Regions from separate parts of the Mus musculus genome. Here regions 1 and 3 are each linked to region 2. Evidence: chromatin loops called from intact Hi-C (ENCODE). Cell type or tissue: heart. All regions are shown on one strand. Each heading gives the region's core, and the rest is flanking DNA. Links, peaks and the distances in the headings are about the cores only.

Region 1 (7,695 bases), core at 1,447-6,446, 52 kb before region 2:
GAAGTACAGATAGGTCTATGGTGGCTCTCCATTCTAAAATCTAAACATGTGCATCAACTAATTTAAAATCTAAACATGTGCATCAACTAATTTAAATCTGTTTTGGGGGGGGGGTTTGTTTTGGTTTGGTTTTTTGAGACAGGGTTTCTTTGTATAGCCCTGGCTGTCCTGGAACTCACTTTGTAGACCAGGCTGGCCTCAGAAATACGCCTGCCTCTGCCTCCCAAGTGCTGGGATTAAAGGCGTGCGCCACCAGGCCCGGCTTTAAATCTGTTTTTAACCTAGTAAGATTATTGGTCATACCCCATTTTAAGGAATAGCATTAAAACACTTTAAAAAAAAATCAAGTTCACAATTTACACCTGTCTCCTATTAACATATCCAGCTACCCAACTTAAACAAGGAAAGCTGTTGTGTGTTCTGATGGGTTTGTATATTCTTGGACTAGGGTGTGGCACCATTTGGAGGTGTGGCCTTGTTGGAATAGGTGTGACTTGGTTGGAGTAGGTGTGTCACTGTGGGTGTGGGCTTAAGATCCTCACCCTAGTTACCTGGAAATCAGTCTTCCACTAGCAGCCTTTGGATGAAGACTTAGAACTCTCAGCTCCTCCTGCACCATGCCTGCCTGAACGCTGCCATGCTCCCACCTTAATGATCTTGGACTGAACCTCTGAACCTGTAAGCCAGCCCCAATTAAATGTTTTTTATAAGACTTGCCTTGGTCATGGTGTCTGTTCACAGCAGTAAAACCCTAACTAAGACATGTGTCTTTGCTGCTTTTCTTGGCTCTTGAACCCATTTTTCTACCTGCCTTCATATAAAAAAGCCAGCCTCATTTCTCAAAATGATTGCTGAAATCATGTCCTTGAGGCTTGTCTGGTCTCCCCAGCCTCTGCTTCTTCTACTCCCCTACTACAAAAATCTTCCAAAAACTCAACTCTTTTAAAGTCACAGCAAATCCACTGTCATTGTCTCCTTGCATTCCCCTCTCCCATCACAACCTCTACCTGAACCTGGCATGCTTGCATCAGAATACATCCCTGTGCTCTTCATCTTAACACTTGGTGTTTTCTCAGCCCAGCACACAAGCCCTGTAAGCTACAGCCAGAGACTAAATGGCCTCGTCATCAGAAGCTTTCTTCTCTTGATAGCCCTCCCAACTGCTACCAGCCTTTCCTCCAGTACACAGCACGCCATCCACACTCCTGACTCAGTACTTAGCATGCCCTTATGGCTTATTTTCTGACAGTAACACTGCATTAGATAAAACATTGGACCATAGCTGTCTTTCTTGATACCCTAACAAGTACTACCATCTGTGGCATACACAGTAGATGCCCAACAATTGTTTCCACTGTAGACATAAGGGAACAGGAGCCTGGCTCTGACTCCAAGTACAACCAGCTTCTAACACTATAAAGTACAATTACCTTCTCTCTTTACAAAGAGAACAACTGAGCCTCAGAGAGAGGCCACTTTGCAGTGAGTGGTAAAGCCACACATTTAAAGTTATCCAAAATCCATGTTCACGCTTGCATATGCCCTTCTGTGTGCTCCTTTGTTTAGTTATTGTTTTATATATTATTGTGTATATCCCTAACACCAGTATCTATTGAATTCATATACTATTCCAATAGCTAGTGTTTCCAAGAGAACTGCTGCAGGTCACAATGACACTAAAGCAAAACAGAATCTTCTAGAAAAACTTTCTTGAAAAAAGTAAATCAAACATCAACTTATAGAAGTGAATCTCCCACAAATCACTTGTTTTACCTCCAGTGCCCACATACTGAAAAATTTGAAGTCTGTGAGACCTGTGGGACCTGAGTTTGAACATCCAACAGCTGTGTGCGTTTTATTTTATTTTCTTTTATTTTTTTAAGATTTATTTTATTTATAAGTGCTCAATCTGCATGTACATTTGCATGCCAGAAGAGGGCATCAGATCTCATCATAGATGGTTGTGAGTCACCATGTGGTTGCTGGGGATTGAACTCAGGACCTCTGAAAGGGCAGTCAGTGCTCCTAACTCCTGAGCCATCTCTCCAGCCCCCTGTGTGAGTTTTTAAATAAATACTCTGAAGCATGAGTGTGTGGATAACAATTGCAAACAAATAAATACAATGTATAAGCCCTGAGCGTTACTGTAACAATTTAATGACAGCCTATAAGAAAGCACCTAAGCCATGGTTCCTTTCAGTACCAGCTCCTTCATCTTGCTATCCTGACCACATAACCTTTGCAGTAAGCAGTTACTTCTCACCCTAACAGCAATCCAAGTCAAAATCACTTCTCCCAAATAAAATCCTTTCTTAAAGTTTCAGGTAAACTGGGACCACCACATAGCCATAAGGTGGTCGGCAGTCTTGATAAATTAATTTAATTAAGGACTAAGACCTACGGAGTACACAAGAAAACAAACAAAACAGCCATTCTTCTATGGCAGATAGAGCTCTTAGGTACTACTGAAGTGATCAATAGAAAATGCAATGTGAGGTCACCGGTTTAGTATCCTACACTAAGTCATAGCCTGTGGCTATGATGGTTACGCTAGCCTCTTTACCCCCCCTCAAGATAGAAAAAAAAGGGTGGTAGTTGAATTAGACAAATTGGACAAATTAGACAAATACTCTGCTGTATTAAAGACATGGTCACAGAAGCATAGCTCTATACTCTAGCTGATAAGTAAAATCGCCAGTGATGACACCGTGGGACCCTTGGGATGGTCCTTACAGCCTTACAAAGCACTTCATATCTAATTCTCAGCTCTTACTGCAACACTGCTAGGTGCAAACTGTTGGAATCCACCTTACCCAACGATTCCATGGCCTTACCTTCAATAGTACATACACATCATGGGCCCACAGCTACCAAGTTGGAAATATAAGGAAACAAAATAAAACTGAAACTCTCCAGTCTCAGAACTACACAAGCAACTTATTTTCAAGACCAGTGCTCAAGGGACTTCATGCTGGTTTTCCCGATACTGAAGGGTGACAGCCAGGACACGTCTCTCATAAAACTAGACATGGCAGTACAAAACTATTCTTAGCACTAAGGGTGCGAAGCAAGAGGACCTCAGATTCAAGGCCGGCCTAGGCTACTGTGTGCTGAATTCAAAGCCAGGCTGGCTGAATGTGGATACCCTGTCTCACAGCAAGAACAACTTCCCATAAAGTAATGAAAAGAATATCTTGATTCTGTGTAGGTCTATAAACACCTAAGGCTATTGATTACAATGAAGAGTTTATTGTAATTGTATTTGGTAAAATATTTAGATTCTAAATTATCAGCTTCCTCAGACATAAAAAAGAACTTGAAAGATCTGTGTCATGAAACAATACACAAGCCCATTTTAGAAAACCCTGTAACATTTCATCCTTGCCAACAGTTATTGATAAAGCCAAAACATCTATCTGTAAAATGACCCAGGTCAAACGTATCTCCAGTGTTTTCTTATCATTGAGCACACACCTATGTGACCTACTATGTTACCTGGAAAAAAAAAAGGTCTCGTGTACTTGACTATGCTCTGTTTTATTCCTCCTACACAAGCGTCCCCGAAAGACAGGCTGTGTGCACTGCATCTGTCTTCCGCCTCTGCAGCAGATCCATTCCGGGTCCAGAGGACAAGCATTTCAAGGGCAATCTGTGTGGGGCTGAAAATACACCTTAGTCTCCACTGCCAAAAATAGAGCTGAGAACACACAGGCAGTGCCAACAGCAGCCCCGAGAATGTTTTGAAAACATCTTATCATACAATTGTCAAAAGACATGCACATGTTTAAAGAAAAATAACCCTTGAACTGCGAATATTGCTTCTTTTTTTTTTTAAGTGACTCTACCTAGTCCCTCATCCTCAGGATTCGTCAGGTACTGCTGCAGACATACTGCTTTGTTTACTATGTAAGGACTTTTGTTTCTTTCATGCATTAGAAGTCACTGCAGGTGACCTACAGGTGACCTTACAGACCCACTGCACAATCCTTTCCCTTCTGGCTGTGGCAAAGTTACCTGACCCCATGTCACAGAGCTGGTCAGAAGTACACTCAAGCTTTGAAAAGCGTCTTGGCTTCCTGGATTTCCATGTTGCTATGCTATGTTTACAGGCACTACCTAGCCATTTCTAAAATGTGTCTCAATATGTTTGAATGCTTAAAGCTCTTTTTTTTTTTTAATTTCAGGAAAACAACACACAACCTAATCGTGTCAGTTATTTCAATGCAAATATCAAAATATCATAAAAATATTAATTTACTCTTTTAAAACCCTATCAGAAGGAACACCCACGTTCAAGAAAATACCAAATCTGAGGGTTTTTTTTAATATGCAAGTTAGTTATATTTTGACTCATTCACACTCTATACTGCCTGGCAGAACAAAGAACAGCTGACTACAAATTACGAACCAAGTTCAGGGATATTATTAGCAATTACAGGCCACTCATTGCTAATACAGTGGTTTTCTTCACCGGTCCTAAAAGCAAACTGCAGAGTTCACTTACCACCAATAGAGACTTGGATTCAAAAATCTCATTCGTGGCTTGTTTTCCCAGCTCTTGCTTTTCCATGGGAGCCTCACCGTCCTGCTCACCCTTTTCAGGGCTAATCTGATCGATGTGGGAAACGTAAGTCACTTCCAAACACTCTGAGCTTTTCATTTTCACGGGGAGAATGCCTTTGATCTTCTGGAAGAAGGCAGCTACAGACCCGGTCTCACTCCCTGCATGAGGAGAACCTGTCTTGTCAACATTCTCCTGATTCGATTTCGTGGCAGATGTTGTTCTTGGAACCCCGAGTGAAGCATTTTTAGAATGAGTTGTAACTTGCGCAGCCTGGCTGGTAATGAGTTTATTAAACTGTTGCTTGTGTGTCTTGTTAATTGGGATTTCTGCTTTTTTGCTGGCTTTAAAGTCAGATCTTGGTGCTTTGTTCATCATTGTCAAGTGTTTAGAAGGCCCTGGTGATGGTGAAGAGCCCCCTGTTACCTGAGGGCTGGGTGTGTCCTTCATTATGGAAGTGTCTTTGGGTTGCAACACTGATCTGGATATAACTTTGGCTTTAATGTTTTTGAAGTTTGGTGTAGGATAACTTATAATTTCTGTCTTCCTGACTTTACTGCCTACAGTGGTATTTGTTTTGGTAGCTGATTTTCCCAAATTAGGTTTTGGCATATTTGTTGGTTCCCCTTTCAAGTTTGGTGCACGTTTAGCATCTCTTGGTCCATTCTCCACATTATTGTACTTCTTCACTTCAGCAGGTTCAAGTCTGAAGCTCAGATTGGGGGGTTGCTCAACTGGTGTTGACATGCAACCTGCTTTATCTGTGCAAATGGCTCCGCCGTTCTCGCCCCAACCCATTTCATAAGGTGAACCCCTCTGCCCTGAAACACTTCTCAGGGTCAGCTCTTCAGTACTACTTTGGATGTCTGAGTCATTGTCGTGGGAATCGATGTGTGGGTCTTCAGTCACAGTGACTTTACACTCAGAGCCCAGGACTCTGGTTTTACTCTTCTCAAAAGCTGGCACCAGTACTGGGCATTCACCATCGACATGACAGTTGGGCAGTGTTCCTCTTAAATTTTGGCCCATTTCCTGTTGAGCATACGGGCCGTGTGAATGTGTCTCACTGTTTGGGTCATCTTCAGATACACAATAGAACTCCTGTGATGCAGATCCGTTGGGGACCTCCATGCCATCCGAAACCAGTGTCACAGCTTGTATCTCTTTTTCTCCAATGAGTCCTCGCCTTGTCCCATCTGTGTACTCTTTGGTGACATTTCCTAAAGAATTCTGACCCTGAACTCCAACGTCTGGACTGTCAGTTTGCATCAGCACATCAGAGATCACTGTAAAGGTTGTGTTTAGGGTCTTGGATGGTGTGGCTTGGAGGTTTTCAAAGTTCTCTCGATTATAATTAACCCCTCTCACATACATCTTAGAGGAATGGGGTGGTGTCCGACCGCAGGAGGACAAAGCATTTCTGTCTCTCACTGTTGTCTGCAAACCTCCAGGAGCATGCAAAGGCTGACCCTGTTCAATATCATGGCGTGCTATAAAGGTGTAGTTAGCCGTGTCCACTTTCATGCCATATGTTTGTTTTAGCTCCAAAACTTCAGGGGAATCTCCACAAGCATAATCGTCATCAGACCTGCACTCACAGGGCTTAAGGGGATCAAACTTCTCATCCTGGATTGCCTCTAGGGAGTCACAGTTACTGTGCAGGTCTTGGGGCTTCCCTGTGTTCACAAGTGCAGGAGACTGGCAGGTAAGCTCACTGTACATTGTAAACTCATGCTTCCCCATGAAATCACTTGAAGGCTCTGGGTAAGCAAGTTCTTCAACACACTGATGGCTTAAAGATACACTTTCACTACTGTCCACCGCAGGATCCATTTCATAATCGACCACCATGGCATCTGGGTTGTCAGAGTTCCAATCCCCGTGACTCACTGAAGGGCACTGGGCAGATAGCGATGTTTGGTAGTATTCAGATGGATTCGAGTTTTTATCTCGGATAAATACATAACGCGATCCATCTTCTGTCCTATCTGAATTATCATCATTCATCCTGAATATTAACCTCAAAACTCTGCCATTTTATCTTCTCTTCAAATTCCTTTTTAATGAGAGTAAATGAAAAATGGTCCAGCTCCTCCCCTTTCTATTGCTTTCAGCCGGCTTCCACAACTGTAGTCTGAGATGCTCCAAAGCTGAAATGACTTGTCGTTCCCTGGAAGAAGCAAAACAGTAAACTCAAATAAATGTTAGAAAAATTTACAGCTCACTCCTTAATTAGTTTAACAACAACGTCTAATTACCACTCTCTTTCAAAGAAGCCTTTTGATGTGTGAAGGAATGGAGCGTGATGGTTTGGTTTGGAAATGCAGATAAAGTTTCCTACTGATGTCACGGGCTGACATCTTCGACTCCCAGAGACTTCTTAGAGAAGGGAACTAGCTCAGTGTGCAACCATCTTTCCTTCTTACTGCTCAACGGTAAAAACATTCATCCTAATTTCCCTTGGCAATCCCAATTTATGTCCACTGTCCCAGCAAAATTCCTACGTGTCCCTCTCACTGTCAGAAGGGCTCCTACTCTGCAAGGTTGCCGGGGAGACCATCCAGGCCCCACAAATGAGTTAAACAGACTTGGAGAATTTGCATTTCTCTAGTCATTCTAAATCATTCCTATCTTAACCATGTGCCCTTCCCAAGTGTGTGTGTATGGGGGGGGGGGGGAGAACGATACTAAGATTTGAAGTAAGCCAAGCGGAGATGTCACACATCTTTAATCCCAGCACTCCGGAGTCAAGTGGATCTCTGTGAGTTCGAGGTCAACCTGATTTACAGAGCAAGTTCCTCAACAGCTAGGCATATACAGAGAAACCTTGCCTTGAAAAACAAACAAGCAAAGAGAGTTAAATAGCCTCTGTTAGAGGTTCCTCAAAATATAAACAAAGTCACTATGTGCTGTGTAACAGTTCCAAATAAATGCATACATTGAAGCCAACCCCATCCCTCAGGTTTGACTATATACTGGAGACTGAGTCTGGAGATAGGTCATTAAAGACATGAGAAGGGTTAAATAACAGCATAAGGGAAGAGGGCTTACCCACCAGAGTTGCTACCCTTCTGAGAAGAGATACCTGAAGGTCCTCCCCTCCCGCTTAGAGTACAGAAAAAACAAACCCACAA
Region 2 (7,695 bases), core at 1,788-6,787:
ACTGGATAAGGAGGAGAATGCTGTCTCTTTCCAAGCCAATGGCTACTACTTGATTTTGGATCATACACACAATGTTACCTCTTTGGATACCATAAAAATGCTAGGTAAGGGGCTAGAGAGAAGAGTCTGTGGTTAACAGTGGTTCTTACAGAGGACCTTGGCTCAGCTTCCAATAACGACATGCTGGCTCACAACCACATGTAAGTCCAGTTCCAGGGGATGTGACACCCTGTTCTGACCTCCATGAACATCAGACATGCATGTGGTACATATTCAAGCTAAACATTCATACACATAAAACAAATTCCAAACAATGTGATGCCAATTGAAAAGTTTCTTCAAAGACATCTCTGAACTTTTGAGTTGTTGGCTCTATTGGTAGCAAAGAACACATTAAAATATTCATCAATGAATTCAAAAGCTCACAGACGACACAGCCATGCTGATAAGATAGCCAATGAATTAAAAAGGTTTCCCCCAGAATACTAGGAAACACAGATCTGTGGAGTGTTGTCACTGAAAAGATACAAACATGGAATCATCTGATAGAGGTTTAAAGCACTACAAACACCTAGATTCAAGATTGTCTTGATCATTTTCTCAGCTTTAGGGTAGGGCAAGGCAAGACATGATAAGCTTATGGACACATTCTATGGATGGGTTCAACTCAAGCTTTTAGAGTGATTGCAGGGCTTTCTGGACAGAAAGAGATATGAAAAAAATGTCCTAAAGATTAAATAGATGGTTTCAAGATTCCTCAGGTCCCAAAGAATCAGGAAAACCCTCACCCAACATTTATATACAGTTTCCCTAAGTGTTCTGATCTGATTGAGTGCAGGTGCATACAAAGGGCCCAAAGAGGACACTAGTTCCCTAGGGAGCTGGAGTTACAGGCAATCTGTAAGCTTCCTGATGTGGGGGCTGGAAACTAAACCCAGATCTTCTGGAAGAAGCAGACTGTGCCATTTCTCCAAGCCCTAAGACCGTCCTAATGACATATACCATTCTCCACAATTTGTCATTAACATGTGCAAAAGGAAAAAAAAATTGCACAACAGCAGCTACTGCAGAACATAGAAGTTGTAGTCATAGTTCCAGAAGTGACAGCCATATGTGGTTCCTAAACTGTGACTCAGAACTACTAAACATCCATTTTGGGAAAAACCAACATGTTTGACAACACTGAAGTACACTTCTGGAAGTCAACACATCTATAAATGTGTTTACAGGGCAAACACAAATTGAGAAAAATATTTGCAGTATGAACAGATGTATGCCAACCCAACGGCCTGGAGGAGGTTTTTATAAGTAGAAAAATGCCAATATCCCAAGAGGAAAATGTGATGCTACACTGAAATAAAAGGAAAACTATCCCGATGTAGTAGCACATGCCTTTAATCCCAGCACTTGGGAGGCAGAGGCAAGCAGATCTCTGAGTTCAAGGCCAGCCTGGTTTACAGGACAAATTTGAAGATAGTCAAGGCTACACAAAGAAACCCTGTCTCAAAATGAAAAGAAAACAAGAAAAGGAACTAGAAACCCATGTGGGGTACTTGATAACATTTGCAATCCTAGAAATGGAAACATAAATACCAAGATTGCACTCTTCACCTATAAAGCTGGCAATACTACTTCCTTTTAAGGGTGTTAGAAAGACGGTAACACAAGAGCCAGTTCTGGTCTGCTTAGTTTGACTAAGGCGTTTTGGAGACCAAAGTTCAATATTTTTAAAAGAAACTTTTGCACCACTAATTGTGATTTCCAAGGACTTTATCCTAAGGAAACCTACCTTGCAGACAAAATTTTAAAAGCGATTAAGGGTTGCAATAGCATATTTAATTACAGTAACTGAAAATGAAAAGATCAGCTTGTAAAACAAGGTTAAGTAAATCGACACGTGTATAGAATATAATGTGTAACACTTATTAAGATTTTGAAGGCTTTATATAATGGGGGAATTTTCATTATAGTTTACAAAGGGGAGAAAAAGAGAAATGGTGGGATTGACTCTTATTTTCCTGAATGTATCAAACTGTATACATCAGCGGTCCATTCCGGTTGAAATCAGAGCTCTCAGGGTTACTAATCAACATGCTTCTTAAAAGCTTAATTCTTGTAACTCTAGTTTCCAAAAAGTCTACAAGAAATTTATCCAGAATTTCACAATCCTAGCTAAACCCTACAAAAATTATCCTTGAATTCCTAACGGTTAATTAAAAGGTACAGACCTCTCCCAAACACAATTTGTTTCCCACATAAATCTAGTTTTTAAAAGGAACAGGTGAGGGGCTGGGGCAGCTATCAATGATAATCCAGGTGTTTGGTATATACAAAACTCTTCGCTCCATCCATTGAACAAGGGGGTGGGTCACGGGGGGGGGGGGCCGGGGCAGTGGAGAGAGGGTTCAGGTGAAGATCGATACAACATTTTAAAAGTATTTTAAACTAAATTCTATGCCTTTTTTAAAAAAACAGGGCAGGAACAGGTTTTCTTGCATAACTTTTCTTATCGATACAGTTCTTGAGAAATAAATCTGTAAACAAGAAGTTTAAACACACCCACACAACAGAGTACAGATTGCCCTAAAGGGATTGCTGGAGAGAACGGGGATGAACTATTTAAACTGATAACCTATTTGTAAAACATTCCTTACAGAGGTCATATGTTTAGCGGGGGCCCGACCCCACCTCTTTTTTGCCCTCCCACAAGTTGTCTCCGGATCCCCGGAATCCACTCCCACCCCCACCGCGCTGTGATTTGATACCTTGATTGAACTCCAATCACCTGGCAGAACATGAAAGCTCGCTTTCCTCCTGTTTTGCCTAAGACTCTGGTTTTAAGACAAACAAAATACACTGGATTTCCTCTGGTAGAACACAAGACAATTTAAAAGTAGCATTTTGCAGAGTGAGTGCCAGTATGCAAGCTATGTTTACAATTCAATGTGTCACTTTTACAAGTGAAAAGTGAACAGATCACCCTAGTTGGGGGGGGGGGCGCAAAGACTTCGCGGAAATTCGAGCTAAGTCCTCTATTGAGTAATCAATACGGCGACCCTCAACGTGGGCTTTCCCTTAGAGTTTGTAAGAACCCGCAGGCTGCAGGGAGTAAAACCCGCATGAGGACCTGGGGAACTGCACTAATTCCCTTTCTCCCATATTTTCTGCCCTGACTGCTTAGTGGGAATGGACCCCGGCAAGTCGCCCAGCCGGAAGCCTGAGGCTGCCAGGTCCAGAGCCAGAATCCAGCGCTTGGTGGGCGGCTTTCCACCGAGGATGCAAACTTGACAGTTGTCCTTTATCCACAATAAACCCACCGCCTCGGTCACTTTCAAGGTGACAGCAACTGCAGCCCGCTGTCCTGCAGGAGCCCCGCGGGTCCCACGTGAGCTCAGCCTCCCCACTCCTCCTACTTTGAAACCCACTAGGACACCCGCCCCCCTCCCCGGAAAGCCAGTCCGGTCACCGTGAGTGCGTTGCAGTCGCCGCTCCCCAGCTCCTCGTTCTCCGGAGGTCCCCACCGCGGCCGGGATGGGCGACGGAATGGGATCCACTCCGCGCTTGCCCGCAGAGCCGGGGAGCCAGCCCTGGGGGGAGCCACGGCGTTCTGCACCCTCGGCGGGTCCTGCCTTGGAGACGTCTGTACCTGGGGCTTGCAGATCGACCCCAACCCGCACCAGCACCCTGGCGGCCAGGCGGGAACCGGGAACCCGGAGCCCGGGCGTCCCAGCCTCCCCGCCCCGGGCCGCCAGGGGGAGGAGCGAAGGCGGAGGATCCTGGGCTGGGTGGCCTCGCCCCTCGCCCGCGGCGGCTCCTAGAGCCCAGACAAAGGCCAGGTTGCGGGGGGGAGAGGGGGGCAGAAGGGGCAGTGCCCCCCAAAAAAACTAACCTGAGAGACGAGCAGGGGTTCCTTGAGGCACGATGACTCCCGCGGAGCTCCACTACGGTCGCCAGCCGGGTCGGGCTCCCTGGCTAAACGTCAACATAAGCCACAAGCCCCGGGCGTACGTCCTGGATCGCGCTGCACCTGTTGCCACGTGTGTCGCAAAGCCACCGCTGCTGACTGCGCGCTTGGCTGGCTGTCCCGCGCGACCCCAAACCATTCACGTCCTGGTGGGAAAGCTAAGCTCTGCCAAGCCCAACTTTGGGGCCCCAGGACCGTCGGACAGGCTAGCTAGCCAGAGGGAGGATTGGCTCCTCCTGGGTCCCCTCGCAGCCAGAATTCCCTGTCCCGCGAAGGGCTTTGGAGTTGGGAGGTGGGGAAGTTGCAGGCTTATCAGCGTAAGGGTTTATAAGGAAGCAGCACTGATTGTTCTCGGAGAGTCCCACCTGCGCCCTATATTGTCTTCAGACTTCCGAGCAGATTACTAGCGAGCACCTATTAAAGATTAAAGAAACCAGCACTCCGACTGTTAGAAGTTCAGATGGGGGTGGGGTTGGGGTAGTGGGAGAAGCTAGGAAGAGAAGCTAGGTCTGGCCACTTGAAAGCCAAAGTCCTTGTTCTTGAATCAAACTGAGGAAATTTCAGCCTCCACTAAGCATATTTTAATATAAGGTTTTTTCCCTAAAGATTGATAGCCTGCTTGTAACAGATAAAAACATTCCTGAACATGTCAGACAACCCAGAACTCTAAGTTTAATGTATGCATGTGTGTATACATATATAAAACTACGTGGCCTGGGATTGCTGAAAAAGCATTTTCAGTACATTTCTTGGAGCGCAGAGGCGGGGGACGGGGGTGGGGGTGAGGGAGCAGAAGCAGCATTTCAGAGGTTGCCTATACCACGAATGCTGGATGATCTAATAGCTTTGCTGTTTATAGCTTTAAGTGCTTTCACGTGAACAATGATCCATTCTTCGCTCACAAGTAGACCCTGCTGTAAATAGGTTAGATTATTATCTCTATTATTTGAGTGAGGCAACCGAAGCTCAGAAAAGCCAAGTGACTTGCACATGGTCACACTGTGAGGGCAGCCAAGGCAGGCACAAACCCAGCCGAGCAGGCCCGACTCCCCCTTTTTTTCCCTCCATATTCCAGTAGATAACACCTCTTGCTTATCTTTGAAATCCCTGTCGTAATATCAACTCTGTCTGACGTTAGGAAAAAAATCATGTGACTAGTTTTAAAGTGGCACAGCATTAAAAACCATCGGACAATTCTCCCTTGAGCAAAAGGCACCCAACAAAACAAAACCAAAAAAAAAAAAAAGCCCCGGATGTTTTTTTCTGGCAAGTCATGAGATAATTATGCTAATTAGCAACATGCTTCCTCCCTAAGGAAAATCCTCCTTGTGTTAAACATATTATTTAAGCCTTTATAAGCCACGTGCCCCCGATGATTTGGCCCAATATAATCCACACACATCCAGATTCCCACCACCACTGCATTCCATTGTGCGACTTAGTTCTATGTATGAATATGGAATCAGTTTTACTTTTTATTTCTGTAAGATAAATTGAAAGAAGAAAACAAAATTTAAAAAAACAACCACTCACTGAAGTAATTGGAGATACGTCACAGTTTAGAGGCAGTCACGGTGCAGATGTGACTGTCACTTTTTTGAAGGTGTGGAAATCAGAACCTTAGCTTCTCATTGCATTCCCATAATCAGAAGTGATCTGGGGGCATCATCAGAGACTCTGTCCAGCCAAATGGTCATGAACTAAGGCCTATTGGCTTCTCTATCCCTCTTGGTTCTGGGCATATAGCCATGTTCCTGACCTCTGAACTTGAATGCTGACCTGCTCCAGAGTCCAGAATTAAGGATAAGAAGACAACTCTGCATAACTTCGTGGTGTTCTGTTCTAAAGAAAAGTTAGCATGTTTTATCCTCTGGGAGGAAAAATGAAAATTGAAGACTCTATTTAAAAATCCCTGTTTCACTTGGCAGAGTGTCAAAGATGAGAACATGCGATAGCCACCGGGCGTTGGTATAATGAGAAGAGAGGCAGTCAGAGTGCAGATGTAAACGTAACCTAGAGCGACTTCCATAGAGGGAAATTCAAAATCCTAACTGATTAAATAAAGATGCACAGGTTATTTTCACTAGAAACCCCTCAATGAGAGCTTATCTTATATTACCCTGCGGAACTTCCATGAGTATAAAGCCTTGTTTATGTCAGCCTTGTGTCTAGTAACAACATATTGAGAAACAACATACTGATTGATGAAGAACTCATTATAAGGAGTTTGTTTAAAAAAGAGTTATGGCATAATCATAAAACAAATCCTATGAGGACTTGAAAAAGAATGACACAGATCTTTTATTATTATAAAATAATCTAAGATACATCGTGTGCATATTTTTAAGTGCAAAACAATTATCTACTAGCATGTTGCCATTTCTATTAGGCAGAGAAAATCCATATACTTATATTGTATAGTATTTTATTCCTATAAACAAAATAATATGTAAAAATACACTTCCCAAATAAACTCCCCAAATAAACTTCAAGAAATTGATGTAGCTGGTTGTGTTTTAAAATGGAGTCCAGACACCAAAGGGTCAATTTTGAAGAGAAAGTTTTTATTTAATATAATTTCACATGTTCTACATTTTGATCCATGTTAATAGTAGACATTTTAAAGATGCTTCCCCCACTTGAGATCGGCCATAAAGAATGAACATGTTGGGGTGGTGAGATGGTTTACTGGTAAGGAGCACTGACTGTTTTTCCAGAGGTCCTGAGTTCAATTCCCAGCAACCACGTGGTGGCTCACAACCATCTGTAATGGGATCCGATGCCCTCTTCTGGTGTGTCTGAAGACAGGCAACTGTGAACTCACATACATAAAATAAATAAATCTTTTCTTTCTTTCTTTTTTTTTTCTTTTAAATGACTATGTTTTTCCATTAATAAGATAAATGATCATATTGCTTGTCCTCTAATCAGGGGGAAGCAAAAATGTTAAATAGTTGCTTTTAACTTTGCTTCTTCTCTAGTTCATTTAAATAAAAAGACTTCCACCCTCAAAGTCTAGCAAATGTGCTGTGATCCTGTTGACAATGGTGAGATTGTCAATTCCTTTCCCTAGCATTGACATCTGCAGTAAGGCTTGAGCCTGTTTCCCCAGGGTCACATTACATCAGAAGGGGTTAATTCTCAAGGGCTAAACTCCAGGAGTCCCTTGAAGTCCTTTTTTTTTTTTTTTTTTCAAGACAGAGTTTCTCTGAATAGCCCTGGCTGTCCTGGAACTCACTCTGTAGACCAGGCTGGCCTTGAACTTAGAAATCTGCCTGCCTCTGCCTCCCAAGTGCTAGGATTAAAGGCGTGTGCCACCACTGCCTGGCTCCCTTGGAGTCCTTTTTTTCTTTACTCCAATTCACTCCTTTTTTTTGTTACTTTCTTAAACTTACTTCTATCACCTTCCCATTGAGCAGGGATTTGGACATCTCTAAGAGACAAAAGAAAGCAAATTCTTAAAATCACCCATTGAGGAAACATGTTTAACATAAGGCAGGAAAAACAGTAAATAGAATGTTGAGCAACAAATTAAGGTGTCCAAGTGTCCCAACCCGTTTATAACTGCCATTTTCAAAAGATGTTACTTAAAGGAAGGAAAACTGAAAAAAAAAAAAACTTTCCTTTTTCAGATAAAGATTAATGAATGGGGCATGGCAGGAGAAAATAAAAAATGACAACATATTGTGGCCCAGTGGTAGAGCACTTACCTGCAGAGTGTGAGGCCCTAG
Region 3 (7,695 bases), core at 1,447-6,446, 77 kb before region 2:
TGCACAATGATCTCTCTCATTTGGTATAGAAAAACCACTGCACAATCTTTACACGGATATCTTCATACTAATTTTTCCTATGTACTCATTAAAAAAAAAATAAAACCTGAGAAACCCTCAGATATAAGAAAAATTGCCTTATACGCCTCCTTTCAACCAACTTATAACTCGAAAACATTGTTTCTAAGGATCCCCAAGTACCAAGGACCAGGTGCCAATTTCCCAACAGCACTGTGCAGTGGATTTCTTAACAGACACCACTAACAATACAACATCACAAAGCAAAAGGAAGCAAAGGAGGCAAGTGTGGCCCCTCACAGAGGCTCCAGTGTTGGAGCTGTCAGTCATGATATGCCAGCTAAAGATTAAGTGACCCCTCCATAACAGCAGCAAGATGATTTTGGTTCAAAATGATTTTTTTTATATCTTAAGGCAGTTTAAAAAAAAACGCATACACATTTAACACTATTATGTGAATTGTATATTAATTATAACTGAAGACAACAAAAAAAAAATCTGACCCTTTCATTTAAATCCTAAGGAAATATTTTTCTACATCTGCCAGTCACACACTCAAAACTTAGTATTTAGTCAGAAATTAAATCATCAAACAGCCTTTTAATCAGAAATTAAATCATCAAATGGTCTTTGGTAATAGGATAACATCATACCAAGAACATTGATAAGCTGAATTATAATTGGTTTAAGCACCCAACCCCAGAAAACACACAATAAAATTTGTTCCCAACAGATCCATTCACATCTTAAATATATATAAATACAATCACGAAACACCACAGTCAACATAAATTGCAAGCAACAACAAAGCTAATAACCAAGCGGGCCTAAAAAATCAATTTATTTAATAAAAATTTAAGCATGCTTACAAAGCAAAGAATCAGATGAGAAACCGTCGACCTACTTTTTTTCCTAGTAAGCGTGGCTAACAAAGGAATTATACAAAGGCTGTAGGATCCCACGACAAGCAGTGCCAGTAAGGTAGCATCATACTGCCTTTCTGAGCCGGCCGGGGGTGTGAGTGTAGAATTGATAAAGATCGTTGAAGAAATATCAGTTTCTGTACAACTGCGAAATCCTCCTGGTATAGTCATTTAAAAAGGAACAAAGCAAGCTCAGGCAGGAAAAGCTGCAGCCATGTTCATGCATCCCTCATGCTTGCTCCCAGTCAATTAGAATGGGGAGGGGGAGAGCTGTAAGCCGCCAGGCACTACACGGAACAGATTAAACCAGCTGCACGACAGACTAAGAAAGACTGGCAGACGTGCACGCTTAATCTGTAAGGGGGACGCATGGCCACTAGACAGGCTCTGCGGGTACACGGGGAAACCCTTTTGTTAACAGACAAAAAGAAAGGACAAAAGCATTTCGAAACCTCCTTGGCAGGGTCAGACAGGCTACTGGGGCAGTGGCCAGTTCAACATGGCTGTTCGATAGAAAACCCAGGGTGTGATATTATGGAATGTGTCTGCTCCGAGTGTCACAAACTCCATCATTATGGCTTTCAGGGTTTTCTGGTGATTCTATCAGGGTGGTTTGTTTTGTTTTGTTCTGTTTTTGTTTTTGTTCTTTTAATTTGCACAGTAGGACAAAGAAGTCTAGATGGGAGACGAATTCACAATAATAACAAATGCTAGTCATATTTTCAGGTTCACAGAGAATTAATTACCTGTTAGCATAAACCCTTTGGGGTTTTCCCCCACCCCTTTAAAATTTTAAACAATGAATACATACAAAAATAATAACCCTCTTTAATTTTAATTAACATACTAATACTATGTGCCTATGAGACCAGCCTCTGCATTCAGTGACCTGTCTGAAATGGGTCCTTTGCCATTAACTCAATGCCTATTGTCTATAATCCATCCTGTCACATACTTGCTGTGTGACTTTGATCTGGTAATAGTCTCTGAGCCTCAGTTAAGTCTCCTAAAAGTCCAAGGTAAAGACCAAGGTATTGGGGTGGAAGCAGTGGAGTAGCGGAGCGTGTACGTGTATGGTAGCTCTGTTGCTGGTCTACACCTAAAGAGTTTGATGACTCTGGCCCCCCACACCACCCCACCCCACCCCCCACACAAATGACATGCATTTGTCGTTAAAGCAAAGAGCTCACATCTCCAACTCTTCCTCACAAATGTATATAATCTGTCTCTTTCTCCTAATCTGCTTTTTATTATTCATAAGGCTATTTCTCTGTCACCTATATCCCTCCCTGTACCTATTATGATCCTAGGCACAGTGGGCCCTCCAAAGTTGTTTGTCTTAACTCATTCATGGATTATTTCGTGAGGAAATTTGAGAAGAAAGGGGGGAACAAAACAAAAAGCTCTCTTCTGAATGCATCTTTTGAATAAAGGGGGAGAAGTCTTTTTGGGGGGAAAAAAGAGCTTAGCTTCTTTGCTCACTCGGCATGAAGAAAATGGAATGCACAAAACCTTTCAGAGTATTCCCCTGAGTTTAACTTATTTATGATTAAGCTTAAAGCTGTATAATTTGTACCACCCTGTGGCTGGCATCTAAAGCAGAAGTTTACAAAGCACTTCCACAAGACACTCTTTCGAAAACCAAACCAAACTAAACCAGTGATGGTTTTCTGGATCTCAAGCTGGAAGAGCCCCAGCTACTATTCTTTTCCAAACAGCCCTGCAAACATGTCAGCTGGAATAATGTACTTTAAGTTCCTTTATATAGCACCTGCCAGTAATACGTAACCATTTCAGGGTTCCCTGGAGGTTCGTTCAAAGAAATCTATTCCTAAAAACTTGTTTCCATGTCAAACATTCTGAGTAATTACAAAGAAACAATATGTAAAATTCCCACTAAGATACAGAGACAAAATTAATTATTTGTGGACCATTGGCTTTGCCTATGTCTACTGTCTCAACCACCCACAAAAGGTGACATCAGTCTGACTTACAGTCACTGCTGTAGGCGCTCAGGTCGCTGTGGGTGCTGGCCACTGACCGGGTGCTTCCTGCCCTGCATATCAAGGATGCTTCGGATATAGGAAGTGGTCTAGGCAAATTCACCCAAGAAGAGAGTGCAGTTTTCAAGCACGGAGGCTTTCCTTGGGATTAAAAAAAAAAAAAAAAAAGGTTTCTATCTATCGTGAAAACTTGTACTTTAAGCTGGTACATTCAAACTTCTCTACCGACCATGGAGTTGTCAGAATGCAAAATTAATGTTCAACGCTATGATGCTTCAGATGAGAGAGACACAAAAGCCGCACACACACTTACTTCTTTTGAATAATTCAGAAGCAGAAGAGAGGAAATGATGAAGCAATTAGGCTATGAGAAGTGTGGCCTCAAGTAATTAACTCACACATCTCTGATGTGCAAGAAGGATGAGGGAAAAGAAAAAAAACATTAAGAAAGAAGCCTTTGGTAAAACCGTGATCAAAGCAGAAACGATCAGATGTGATACCTTTCCCTTTAACACTAAAATAAGCAGACTGCTCTGTTAGCACATGAGGTGGCCATATTTAAAAAGAAATAGACGAAAATTTAAAAGCACTCAAAGCAAAAAAATCACGGTTGGGAGAAAGCTTTCACTAAATAAAAAAAATGCTCGGAGCTGAACAGCAGGTGGCGCTATGCTCATTTTTTTCCCCACCCCGTTCCTGTTTCATCTTTCCAGTTGATTTGCCAAACTTGATGTGAGGAATGCTGTTCACTCAAATTTCTAAAACTGCGTTGCTGGAAACAAACAAACAAACAAAGGCATACATACTTGCCAAACAATTGTTTTGGTCAGAACTCTTCAAACTCGCTCACCTCTTGAGCAGTCTATTTGATGTGCTTTATGCTCTACTCAAGGACTTAGTGGAGACTGAACCTCAATTCCACAAGCTCCGCCCCATCCTCTTTCTGAAGACCAGATCCACTCACACTGAATTCCTCATTGTGTTTCAACAACGTGGGTGCTCTGGCTTCCTCTCGCTTCCCTTTCATTAGGCAATCTTCAAATCACTGGGACCATGCCTGTATCATCTCCGGATATCCTGGCACCGAGTGGCCCTATGCGAGCTATGCTGGTAGCATCACTGCCCTAGAGTGCATCAAGGGTTGGAAAGACCTTTGACAAAAATGATGCTGTCACATTTTACCAATGGCAGACAAATAAGGTGACGGTGGCAAAATGTTACGTTCACTGGTTTGTCCCCAGCACATGACAGAACACTTACCTAGCATGCACGAGGCCCTGGGTTCAAGGCCCGGTACCTTGAAAAAAAAAAATCCATTAAATCTAAGCTAAGCTGTTCAGAATTCTGGCTTCTTCTCAAGCCACCCCTGCCAGGTCAGGCTTCCCCCTTGCTGGTCTGGCTTTTGCTCATACCTCCTACTGGCTTCCTGAGCTTGATTGATCTGGGTGGAGACTCCGAGAGCAGAGGCATTCCCAATCCAACTCTGTTCCTTGGACTTTACAAAGCAAGGAGCTGCAACAGGTGTCTGCTGAAATCAGTGTCCTTCCCATGCCATGAGTAAATGACTCATTTTGTTAAAACACTCTCTCTCTCCATCTATACCAAGACATTTAATCGCCCATTTTACAAGGCAATTTGACTCTTTAAGTCTATTAATTAAATACAAGTCCTTACTAACAGGCACAGCAAGTGTTACATGTTCAAACACCCATTCCGCTTTCACTTCTCGTGCCAACCCTTTTCACTGGCTTTAGGTGGAATGGAAAAGCAGATCTTTAGAATACAAATTTATCAAACTGCTACCCTGTCGGAAAAAAAAAAAAAAAAAAAAACCATCCAGATGGAGTCAACTCCAAAATCAAAGGTCCGGGGATCAAATTTTCTGGGTCACAGCTACAATGAAGTCAAAACCTAGCAAGCTTAGGAGATACAGGATTCCTTGGAAAGGTGTGCTTCCTGGTACTGCCTCTGGAAACACCATAGACTTCCAGATCTTTCAAGTGTGCCTCCAGAGACCTACACCATGCTCACTAACGCACAGCCTGCCCAGAAGCACACGCGCCCATACTCGGTCACCAGCCCCTTACCTGCCCTAGCCCGCATTCCTTAGGAAGGTTCCAAGGGAACTCTTGATCTCCCAACCCACCCACCCTCTCCCTTCCACCTATTTCACCAAAAGCTTAACTTTGAAAAGCAGAGTCTTGCTCTGTTGCCCAGCTTCCTGGGCTCAAGCAATCCTCCTGCTTCACACACACACACACAATTTTCATATGCACTGTAGGCTGGGATTTGCATATGAGGAAGTTCGTGTGATTCTTTTCTGAGTTTGGGTGACCTCAGTATATTTTGTGACTCCATCCATTTTTCTGGGAGTTTCAAGATTTCACTTTTCTTTACAGCTGAATAATATTCAATAATATATAGTACCACACTTTCCTTATCTGTCTGTTGATAGACATATCTAGGTTGATTCTCCTTCCTCGCTGTTGTGAATAGCGCGGTAATAAAACATGGTCTCTCTAGTAGAGTGTGGAATTCTCCAAGTATGTGCCCAGGAGTGGAATAGCTGGGACACAGGGCAGTTCTATTATTATTTTTACAAACTTCCAAACTGATTTCCAAATAATGTATTGATTTGCGGTCCCACATACAATAAGTGGGAATTTCTCCAAATCCCCACCAACACTTAACAGGTTTCTTCACACCAGCCATTCTGACTGAAGTAAGACTGTATCTCAGAGTAGTCTTAATTGATATTCTTCTGATGATTAGGGATATTGAACACTTAAATAATTAGTCTTCTGTGTGTCTTCTAAGAAGTGTTCATCCTGTCAAATTAGCAGTATTATTTCCCCGGTGTTTAATTTTTGCAGTTCATTAGAGATAAGCCTCCTGTCTAGAGTGTAGGTGGTAAAGATATCCTCCCATTCTGTGAGCTGTTTGACCCACAGTCGATGGCTTCTTTCACTGTGCATAAACGTTTTAATCTCAAGAAATCCCATTTGTTGATTCTTGGCCCTGGTTCCTGTGTTACCGCGCTCTGTTCAGAAATGGGTGGCTCACCCCTATGTCTTTTCTCTGACAACTTCACATTATGAATTAAGAGCTTTTGATCTACTTTGGGTTGATTTTTGTACAGACCTAACGTCACTCTTCGGCAGATGGGCATCTTAAGATTTGTCAACATCATTTGTTGAAAAGGCTTTTTTTCCACTGCAGTGTTTTTGTGATTCCTTCAACAAAAATTAGGCTCCACCCTCCCTGCTTATTTACAGATCCTCGGTCCTATTCCGTTAGTTTAAGGGCATATTCTCATACTGAGCTGTCTTTGTCATTCTAGCTCCGCTTTATAATTTGAGGTTAAGATCATGACACTTCCAGCCATGTTCCTTGGCTCCTTTGGGTTGCTTTGGTTATTCGTGGTCTTTTTTAAGTTCCAAATGAATTATGGCTATTTAATTCTTAGCCTGTGAAATAGGACATTGGAATTTTGATGGCTATTACGATACATATGTACATTCACTTTTGTAATTATAACCGTTTACACAATATTAGTTCAAGTTCAAGAGCGCGAAAGAAGAAAAATATCACACAGGAAGTTTAAATTTATAATAAAACAGTTGCAGAAAAACATACTGCAGTATAATGGGAGTATCGTGGGGTCTGCCAAGATTGAGTGTACTAGAAAAGGCGTGGGTGAGAAGATCTCCATTCCCTCATCATTAGCATTTAAACATTTATTGGTATGGATTTTCTCTAGATGGCGAGCACAGTTAACAATGAAAAGTCATAAATGCAGAAGTCAATGGGGACCACATTCAAACGCACGACTCCCAGTACAAAGTGGATCCGGCAACCAAGAAAGGAGAAACTGGACAGACAAGGTAGATTCCAGTAGCTGTGTGAGTCCATCTGCAAGCAGTAGCTCATCATCCACCCTTTTATTTCACTCAAGAAGGACACTAAGTCAATGCCTACATTCATAGCTTGTATCTGGTTATTATGAAGACAGCCATTTTACTAGTGGAAAGTCATGATTTCCTAAGAGGTATGTTTCCTAGGGCTGGAAATGAAAGCCAAAGAATGAGCTCCCCAATGGCCCTCCTTTGTCTTCCCCTTCTATGAAATACTTTATTCTCCAAGAGAAAGCTCCAGGGCCTTTGACGGTGCATTGCCAGTCTCCCAGTGCTGACTCAGCCTACTCTAAGGAAAGGCCTGGGAAAGGTAAGTGAGTCCACACTGCAAGAGAGAAGCACCTTCAAAGGAATGACAGCAATTCCCGGAGCCACAAAACATCTACCAGCCAAAGTGATTTCCCATCTCTGAACTATCAAGCAGACATGAACAGGGACTTAACAAAGCTGTGAGAGGCTTTTCAACATCATCATAAAGCATATCACAGTTCACATTTGATAAAATGTATGGCTTGCATAAATGAGATTCAGTTATATGAGAGAGAGAGAGAGAGAGAGAGATCAGGGGAGGCAGGAGAGAACGAGATTGGGGGAAGAAGAAAGAAAGGTAGAAAGAATGAGAATCTACTACAATGTTACCTAAAATGGACAACACAGACCACTCTTTTAAAAATATCTGGGCTATGAAATCACATGGGAGTGTGTATTATACAAGTGTTTACTTGCTGAGCCAGGAAGGTAACTTGCAAAAAAAAAAAAGCGATCACAAAAGCACAGGCCTGTGTATCTGAAACATCTGACAAAAGTTTGCAAAGAAAAGTGTAACTAGGAAAGTCA

Evidence for each region. A loop is a pair of places that touch in the nucleus more often than their neighbours do. Peaks named below come from ENCODE experiments on the same cell type or tissue, not always from the same donor. Only the 100,000 strongest peaks of a DNase experiment are listed, where the experiment ranks them.
Region 1: a loop joins it to region 2, with 2.2 times the contacts of the local background. A loop is called at or near these places in 6 of 42 quality-filtered maps.
Region 3: it touches region 2 in a loop (3-fold over the local background); 10 of 42 quality-filtered maps call a loop at or near these places.

The regions. Positions count from the first base shown.
Region 1 is chr8:41,078,110-41,085,804 of GRCm38, forward strand. It overlaps Mtus1 (mitochondrial tumor suppressor 1), which reads right to left. Exons shown (of 14, transcript NM_001005863.2): 2 at 4,505-6,731. The coding sequence starts at 6,568. Among named protein-coding and RNA genes, the nearest start is that of Gm16193, 29 kb to the left of the region's middle. In heart, for the core only: no CTCF peak of the experiment used is centred there; a DNase peak (open chromatin) is centred at 3,662; H3K4me3 peaks cover 455 bases; H3K27ac peaks cover 2,350 bases.
Region 2 is chr8:41,130,015-41,137,709 of GRCm38, forward strand. Mtus1 (mitochondrial tumor suppressor 1) reads right to left here and starts at 3,712. Exons shown (of 14, transcript NM_001005863.2): 1 at 3,467-3,712. In heart, for the core only: a CTCF peak has its summit at 3,727 (motif pointing right); DNase peaks (open chromatin) are centred at 3,267, 3,757 and 5,707; H3K4me3 peaks cover 2,389 bases; H3K27ac peaks cover 1,523 bases.
Region 3 is chr8:41,053,600-41,061,294 of GRCm38, forward strand. The region is part of intron 3 of Mtus1 (mitochondrial tumor suppressor 1); the gene reads right to left. Gm16193 (predicted gene 16193) reads left to right here. Exons shown (of 3, transcript NR_166600.1): 2 at 6,705-6,828. Among named protein-coding and RNA genes, the nearest start is that of Gm16193, 4.4 kb to the left of the region's middle. In heart, for the core only: a CTCF peak has its summit at 3,612 (motif pointing right); a DNase peak (open chromatin) is centred at 3,942.